Regions from separate parts of the Homo sapiens genome. Here region 1 is linked to region 2. A link is an interaction called in ENCODE POLR2A ChIA-PET data of the cell type or tissue named here. Cell type or tissue: HCT116. All regions are shown on one strand.

Region 1 (4,000 bases), 770 kb before region 2:
GAAATCATGGAAGGTCCCTAATCCCCACCGTGGGCAGGTGACAGTGCCTTGGCTTTGTTTGGCCCAGCCAAACACAATATATTCCTGGGAACCACAGGAAAACTGGCTACTGCCACCACCTCCAGGCAGCCTTCCAGCCTGCCCAGAAGAGAGGAGATGGGATGGCCTGGGCGTGCCCAAACTCACATGCACCTTCCCAGACACTAGCAGATTTGCACTCACATAGACACAGCCAGATGCACCCCACAGGCCTGGAGAGCAGGGGCCCCAACATGAACCATGGAGAGGCAAGCTCTGTTATTAATCCCATTTTATGCAAAGAGAAACTGAGACCACAGAGGTTATCTGACTTACCTGGGGCCACACACCCGGGAAGTGGCAGTGCCGGGATTCACTCAGGAGGCTGGCGCCAGTCCGAACCGTGGCCCCACGTGATGCTTATGGCCGTGCGTGCATCCCTCCAAAGGTCACGGCGAGGCAGGGGCAGCTTGGGCGCCCTGTGCTGATGGCAGCTTTTAAAAAATTCTGCCTTTTTCCTTTTTCTTTTTTTTACTCAGCTGTGAGTCTCAGCAAAGGCAGCACTAACTCAGCATCGCTTCGCGGCATCAAGTCAGCCTTGCGAGGCTGGGATTGTTCCAACTGAGCTTTCAGGTGGAAGGGAGACAAAGGGGGGGCCAAATGGCTCATCCTGAGCCCCCCTTCCAGGAAGCCTCTCTGGAACCTTGGGTCCCCAAAATTGTGCAATGCTGAATCTGCACAACCTCCCAGGCCAGCCCTGCTGCAGGCATCCTGTGGAACTCAGCATCCTGGGTAGAGAGAGGCTCTTCTCGGAATAACATCTGTCACTTAGACAGACTGGGGGCTCCCCGCAAATGGCCCTTCGGGGTGTTTTCCTGCAGCTGCCTGGGCACAGAGCTGTGCTCCTCACGCCTCAGTTGTCTCGGCTGCCAGCCTCAACTTCCCAGCCTCGAGGACCTTCCTCAATTCCCCCATCCCTGCCTCACAGCGCCTGCAACAGCTGTTCCAGGCACACAGGAGGGAAACTGAGGTTTGTAGAGAGGTTGAGCTGGTAAGAGGGGAGTGGGGACTCCATGCGGGGCCCTGGGTAGCTGGCTGTGACCTTATGTTGTCAGGGTCTGGGCCCCTCTGCTAGATTTAGCTTGGGGCCCCCTGTCTGGGGTCTTCCCCTCCATCCTCCGGGACCCCAGTCCTATCCCTCTGCCCACCCTGTCCTTCTCACCCACTCTACAACCGAGTTTCAGGACTGAAGGACCAGGGACCTTCCCACCCCCAGGGGCTCCCTCAAGAAGAGAAAATTCGTCTCCCAGAGCCTCTGAGGCTAGCCTCCCAGGCAGGCCCTTACACACCCCCCATGCACCTACGCCCCTTATCTGCCTGTGCCCATATCTGCCTTAAACCTCGTCAGAGTTCAAGAACGCAGGTGGTGAAATGTCCAGTTCAGTAGGGGATTGGGTTGTGACCCAGCCAGAAGGACCTGCCAGGAAGCCACGTGGGTGTCTGGGGGAAATGCTCTCGTGGTGGGCACAGCTGGTGCAACGGTCCTGGGGTGGGAATAGCTCGGAGCCCAGTGTGGCTGGACCTGGGTCGGGAGGAAGCTGGGGAGAGAGATGGGGTCTGAGAAGTGGACAGGGGCTGCTCACATAGGACTCTGCGGGCTGGGGGTGGGTGTGGGGCTTGATTGTATTCTCGGTGTGAAGAGCACGCGTGAAAAGCCTAGCCAAGCCCTTGGCGTTCAGGATCACGTTCACCCTCACAGCAGTGCTGGGACTCAGGTGCTCTCAACATCCCCAATTCCCAGATGAGCAAACCGAGGCACAGAGAGGTAAAGCGCTTGCCCAGGTGGCCTGACACACCCTTGTCCCTGCAGATGTTCTGAGGTCGCCCCAGGGCTGGCATTTCCTTCCCTCTGTGGGAGGTGCTCCGCTGCGCCCCAGGTGGGCCCCAGCGGCGCTTTCCTTTGAAGTCCCAGCCAGCTGACTGGGCCAACCTGTTCCCCGCGCCTTCCTCCTGGACCCTGGCCAAGCCTCAGGGCTGCCGAGGGGAGGGGCAGAGGCCGCAGAACAGGAAGCACGTTTTGTTTTATTTTAAAATGTACACACACAGTTCAGTCTCGTATACGTGTAGTTAAATAACTTTTTCAATCGGTACCAACGGGGCACACATTGCAAAGCATGCATCTCTCCGACTTTGTCTTCAGGGGCCCGCGTGCCCGCCCCAGAAGCATCTTCAGTTCCCAGTGTCTGTGTGTCCTTCCAGGGAGTAGCTTAGGAACACACAAGCAGAAATGCACAGATAGAAATACATATTCCTCAAAAGATCAGCGGGAGGGGCCTTCATGGGTCTCCTGCACCCACTTGGCTTGAAAAATTCTCTCAAACCGTCACCCCAGTCTCATCATGAGAAAAACATCAGACCAATCCCAATGCAGGCGCATCCTGCAGCTCCGTGACCAGCAAGCCTCGAAACTGTCAAGGTCACCTGCCTCGAAACTGTCAAGGTCATCAAATCAAAACCAAGGTGAGTCTGAGAAACTATCCAGCCCAGAGGCTCGGAGGAGCCTCGAGAAGGCCAAAGACAGATGCCACCTGGGGCCCTGGGGAAGAAGTGAGATTGAAACAGGCAGATGTCAGTTGATACTAATGTATCCACACTGGTTCCTTAATTGTGAAAAATGGGCCGGGGCAGTGACTCACGCCTGTAATACCAGCACTTTGGGAGGGCGAGGCTGGAGGATCCCTTGAGCCCAGGAGTTCCAGACCATTTTAGGCAACAGAACGAAACCCTATCTCTAACAACAACAAAAAGAATTAGCGAGGCATGGTGGCGTGCACATGCAGTCCCAGTTATTTGGGAGGCTGAAGCAGGAGTGTTGCTTGAGCCTGGGAGGTTGAGGCTGCAGTGAGCCATGTTTGCACCACTGCACTCCAGCTTGGGTAACAGAGCAAGACACTGTCTCCTCCCCCACAAAATTCTAAACAATGTATCATACTAATGTCAGATGCTAACAGTAGGGTAAACTGGGCGTGGAGTATGGGGTGACTGTTCGGTCTTCACAATCTTTTTATGAGTCTAAAGCTGTTCTGAAAAATAAAGTTTGCTTTTTAAAAGGGTCAATTTTTTCAAAATCTGTCAAGCTAGACACCAAAGACAAATGACCTCACGACCTTTACTACGCATACATTTGTCCCCGGGTTTAAAAATACACGGCAGAAACGCCACATGAAACGTAGATCTGGGAGGTCACTCTGCGCCCTGGCCACGGGATGGCTTCATCCTTTGTCACGGCTGCATAGCCACATGCCCAGTGCCTTCGCGATGGACACGGAGCTTGGCTTTCGGCTTTTGCTGCAGTAGTGACCCTACCAGGCACATCCTGGCCTGTCCGTGCCTCTGCGCCCCAGGCCAGCACCTCTGTAGAATCGTTTCCTAGAAATGGAACAGCTGCTTCAAAGAGAGCCCGTGAGAAGGGTGTGGGTTGTAAGGCAACTCTGCCACGGACAAGATCATCTTCCAAAGCGGGCAGAGGGAGATGATGTGGGGTGGGCGAGGAAGGTGATGTGTGGCGATTTCATTACAGGTGATCAGAGAAGGTTTCTTTGAGGGTGACATTTGAGCAAAGACGTGAATAAAGAGACAGTTGGAGCCATGTGGAGATGTGAGGAGGAGGGTTCCAGGCCAGGGGACCCGTACGTGCCAAGGCCCTGAGGTGGGACTGTTTTTGGTGTGTTTGAGAAGCAGTAGGCTAGAGCGACGTGGTGGTAGGAGAGAGATCACAGGGGCTGGAAGGGGCCAGGTCATGGGGGCCTTCTTCAAAGGAATTGGGGTTTTATTGGAATTGGAGCAGGATAGGATACCTTTAGGAGCATGGGGACTGGCCTGATGTAGGTTTTGAAAGGACCCCTCTGGCTGCTGGGGGGAAGAGGGGGCATAGTGAGTTGGGAGAACTGTGGGGGTCGGCGGGGGCACCTGCAACCGTCCA
Region 2 (4,000 bases):
CCATTGCACTCCAGCCTGGGTGACAGAGCGAGACTCTGTCTCAATAAATAAATAAATAAATAAATAAGTAGGAAAAGCAATAAAAATAACATTGACCTTTGTTGTTTTATTTTAAAATTGTGTGGTGCAGCGAAAACCTAAAGATCACTTATATCCATGATTCCTACACATCAGGAGAGAGACAACAAAGATTACGAAGGCCCAGAGGACGACACCGAAATGATGAACAAAGACGGGCCTTGTAAAGGACGCGACAAACCTAGAATCAGAAACGGAGAGGTGGCAGCTGAGGCCATAGGATCAGAGAAGATTAAATGACCAGGGCAAAGGTGCTTCCTGGGACTAGATACAGCTGGCCCTAACTTCTCAGTGATGCCACACCTATCAGCTCAAATAAAACCACATGCTCATGTCAACTATTCTCCCTGTTGGAAGCAACAAGTTCACGTGCTCAAAGGAGCATCTGGATGAGAAAAAGATCTTTTTCAGTCCATCAGGCTGCATTCCCTTACTCTCTTCCACCAACTCAGCACTACCAAACATAGCAATGCCCTAGCAAAGTGGTAGCTATCGTGAAAATAAAATCAACTGATGCTGGTGTAAACTTCACAGTATTTTGGAGCAGAAAAGATAATTTAAAACATTCAGTGATTAATACATACAGAAGGCAGAGATTTCTGTCTAGTTCAGTTTTGAAATAGCATCTAGCATAATAAATCGCCCAGAGCAGGGGTTGAAGAAATATTAGTTAAATGAATGCTAGGGCCACCTCCTGTCACAAGACTAACTGTCGAATATTCTGGAATTTTGCAAGCTGGTTGTTAAACCACTTATTTCATTTAGCTTTGAAATCAGCCATGGCAGGAATATTTGCACCATGGAAATTGGCAACTGCTTTAAATCAAAGCTTTAAAAAAATTTTTTCCAGACATCCAGTTTTACCAGTTTATCCACTGAACATATCCACATAAAGATGCAAACAAATTTTTGATATGCCTCAGTACCTCGGAAACAGCAGGATCATAATCAAATAAATATTATGCTATTCGCTAATAATTTTTAAGTAGATGTTTTCACTTTGTAAAATCAAAAAGGCAGTGTACAAAATCAAGAGAATGGTGTTCTCATAATAACAAGAAAGATTCTATGTCTGCACGAAGGCCCTGCCAAATATTCTCCAACTTTACGGGGGATCCTGTCTAATCTAATAGAATAAGTTAGCCAAAGAGGCTTTCTGTATTTCTAGTTGGACTGCACTCAGCTGCTAGGAGCAGGCAGGGCTCAGCATGATATCCTGAAGCCTCTCTAGCCACAAAAATCAAAGAATGTTGGAAATTCAGTAAATATTTTAGAAACAACGTTACATACACATAATCCCACTAAACGCCTAGTTTCTGGTGGTTCACTAAGTCAGGGGTTCACACGCTAAGGGTGCTGGGAATCCCCTGAGAGCTTGCAAAAACACAAATCCTCAGGCCCCACCCCCAGAGTTCTGATGGGCAGGTGCAGGGTAAGACCCAAGAATCAGCATTTCTAACAATCCCAGGGGCCCTGTGCTGCCACCAGGGGGCACACTTTGAGAGTACTGCATCGGGTGATCATTGAAAGACTGCTATCTTGTGCTCGCTTTGGCAGCACATATGCTAAAGACTGCCCGGGCTCAGTGGCTCACACCTGTAATCCCAGCACTTTGGGAGGCCAAGGTGGGAGGATCACTTGAGCCCAGGAGTTTGAGACCAACCTGGGCAACACAGTGAGACTCCCTCTCTACAAAAAAGTACAAAATTAGCCAGGCATGGTAGTGCACAACTGTAGTCCCAGCTACACTGAAGACTGAGGTGGGAGAATCTCTTGAACCAGGGAGGTCAAGGCTGCAGTGAGCCATTGTACCACTGTATTCCAGCCTGGGTGACAGAGCAAGATCCTGTCTCAAAAAAATAAAAATAAAGACATCTATCTGTCCACTAATGACCTATTGCAAAAAAACAAAACCTCATTTGGAATGTCAGCCAATCTACTCCAAGCCTTTAAAATTAATCCATTATGACTATGAATTGGATAGAGCAATGCATGTCCACATTCGCAGCCTTACCTGCTTCTGTCTTCACAGTATCTAAAAATAGCCTCTTTGGTAATTAGTCTATTAGTTCTTCTCATCTCATTCAAAACTGCCGTCATCCAGTCCTCCACGCGCCCTTCAGCCCGCAAGATCTTCCGAAACTCCATGACTTCTCCTTCTGCTGAAATCATCGCGGACACCAGTTTTTCTCCACTATCGCCGTCATTAAACCTCAGTGATGCTATGTTGTCGTACATCTGCAAACAGGGAGAGGCAGCCCTGTAAGACCTGCACGGAGTTCTGGAATCAAAGACCAGCCAGCGGTGCTCCATCCAGCAGAGCTGCCACGATGCAAGCAATGGCAACCGGTGAGCCGAGATCGCAGGCAAGATGGATGTCGTTCACCCACCTGTGTGGTCATCCCAAAGACACTTATTGGGGATTTTCATTTACTCTGTACTGTGCAAAGATCTGTGGAGGATTGAAAAGAGAAAGAAAAAGCAGACTCTGTCCCTAACCCTGCTGGAGTGGGGAGGTATCTGGACATAGGAGCCAGTGGAACGTGGAGGAGGCGGAAGGGTGATTAACACCCCAGGCTGGGGAACAGAGACCTGTGATGGAATCCCAGATTCCCCACTATCCAATTGCGCAACTATGGGTGAGTTGCTCCTCCTCTCTCTGCCTGGAATAAACACAATCATGGCACTTAACAAGGTGGGCTTGGGAGAATCAAATGAAACAATCTGAGTCAAATGCTGGCATGTTGTTAAACACTTGGCATTTGTTGACTATTATCATTGTTATTAATCAGAATAACATTTAGGACAATGAGTCCTTTAGGGCCCACCATATACAAGGCACTCACAAATCAGAGAGGAGAGGAAGGCAACAAACAGGCTTTAAAGAATAAAAACAGAGGTTTGCAAAAGAGGCGAACAGTAAATGAAGTATTCCTAACACTGTATTTTTCTACAACAGTAAAATATGTGTTTACAAAGTGGAAGCAGAAGGCCAGGCACAATAGCTCATGCCTGTAATCCCACCACTTTGGGAGGCTGAGGCGGGTGGATTGCTTGAGCCCAGGAGGTAGAGGCTGCAATGAGCTGTGATCACACCACTGCACTCCAACCTGGGCAACAAAGCAACGCCCTGTCTGAAAAAAAAAAAAAAAAAAAAAAAAAAAACTGGAAACAGAATACTGAAGAAGCCTCCCCTTTGAGAAAGGAAAAATATGCAGTCGAAAATATGAATCTTACTTTAAGAAGGAAGTTAGCATTGATTAAAGGGAAAGTAATAGGAGAAAGCACTCGTTCCTAAGTGCTCTGTTAATTTGGAATGGAGGAATTACCGTGCAACACTCATTCTCAGCCGGGGATGATTTTGCCACCAGGGGACATTGGCAATGTCTGGAGATGTTTCTGGTTGTCATAACTAGGGAGGGGGTGCTACTGGCATCTAGTAGGTTGTGGTCAGGGATGCTACGTAATGTCCTGTAATGCACAGGACAGCAGCCACAGCAAAGAGTCATCCAGCCCCAAATGCCAGCAGCGCCGAGGCTCAGAGCCCCTGCCCAGGCTGACGCTAGATAAAGAGCTTTGATTAGCAGGCCAAAGATCATGTCTGGCCAGCCTCTGTTCTCTATCACAAGGGACAGTGTTCTCTGTTGTTTCCCGCCATTCAGGAAATGGTTCATGGATACATATACATTTATTTAAAAAGTGTGAAATTGTGGTCTGGAAGGAATCATAACAAATTCATGACAGTGGCTGGCGCCTGTAGTCCCAGCTACTCGGGAGGCTGAGGCAGGAGAATGGCGTGAACCTGGGAGGTGGAGCTTGCAGTGAGTGGAGATCGCGCCACTGCACTCCGGCCTGGGCGACAGAGTGAGACTCTGTCTCAAAAAAAAAAAAAAAAAATAGAAAAGAAAATAGAGGAAGTATG

What was found. ChIA-PET counts read pairs that join two places held together with the same protein. Peaks named below come from ENCODE experiments on the same cell type or tissue, not always from the same donor. Only the 100,000 strongest peaks of a DNase experiment are listed, where the experiment ranks them.
Region 1: POLR2A ChIA-PET joins it to region 2 with 7 read pairs; 1 of 35 experiments calls an interaction of 5 or more read pairs at or near these places.

Annotation. Positions count from the first base shown.
Region 1 is chr12:124,607,241-124,611,240 of GRCh38, reverse strand. LOC101927436 (a long non-coding RNA gene) reads left to right here and starts at 2,097. Exons shown (of 4, transcript XR_242964.4): 1 at 2,097-2,538; 2 at 3,599-3,727. RefSeq lists an enhancer at 1,640-1,769. In HCT116, no CTCF peak of the experiment used is centred here; a DNase peak (open chromatin) is centred at 1,960; H3K4me3 peaks cover 1,586 bases; H3K27ac peaks cover 1,822 bases.
Region 2 is chr12:123,839,638-123,843,637 of GRCh38, reverse strand. It overlaps DNAH10 (dynein axonemal heavy chain 10), which reads right to left. Exons shown (of 79, transcript NM_001372106.1): 30 at 2,093-2,316. Among named protein-coding and RNA genes, the nearest start is that of DNAH10, 79 kb to the right of the region's middle. In HCT116, a CTCF peak has its summit at 1,561 (motif pointing right); a DNase peak (open chromatin) is centred at 1,517.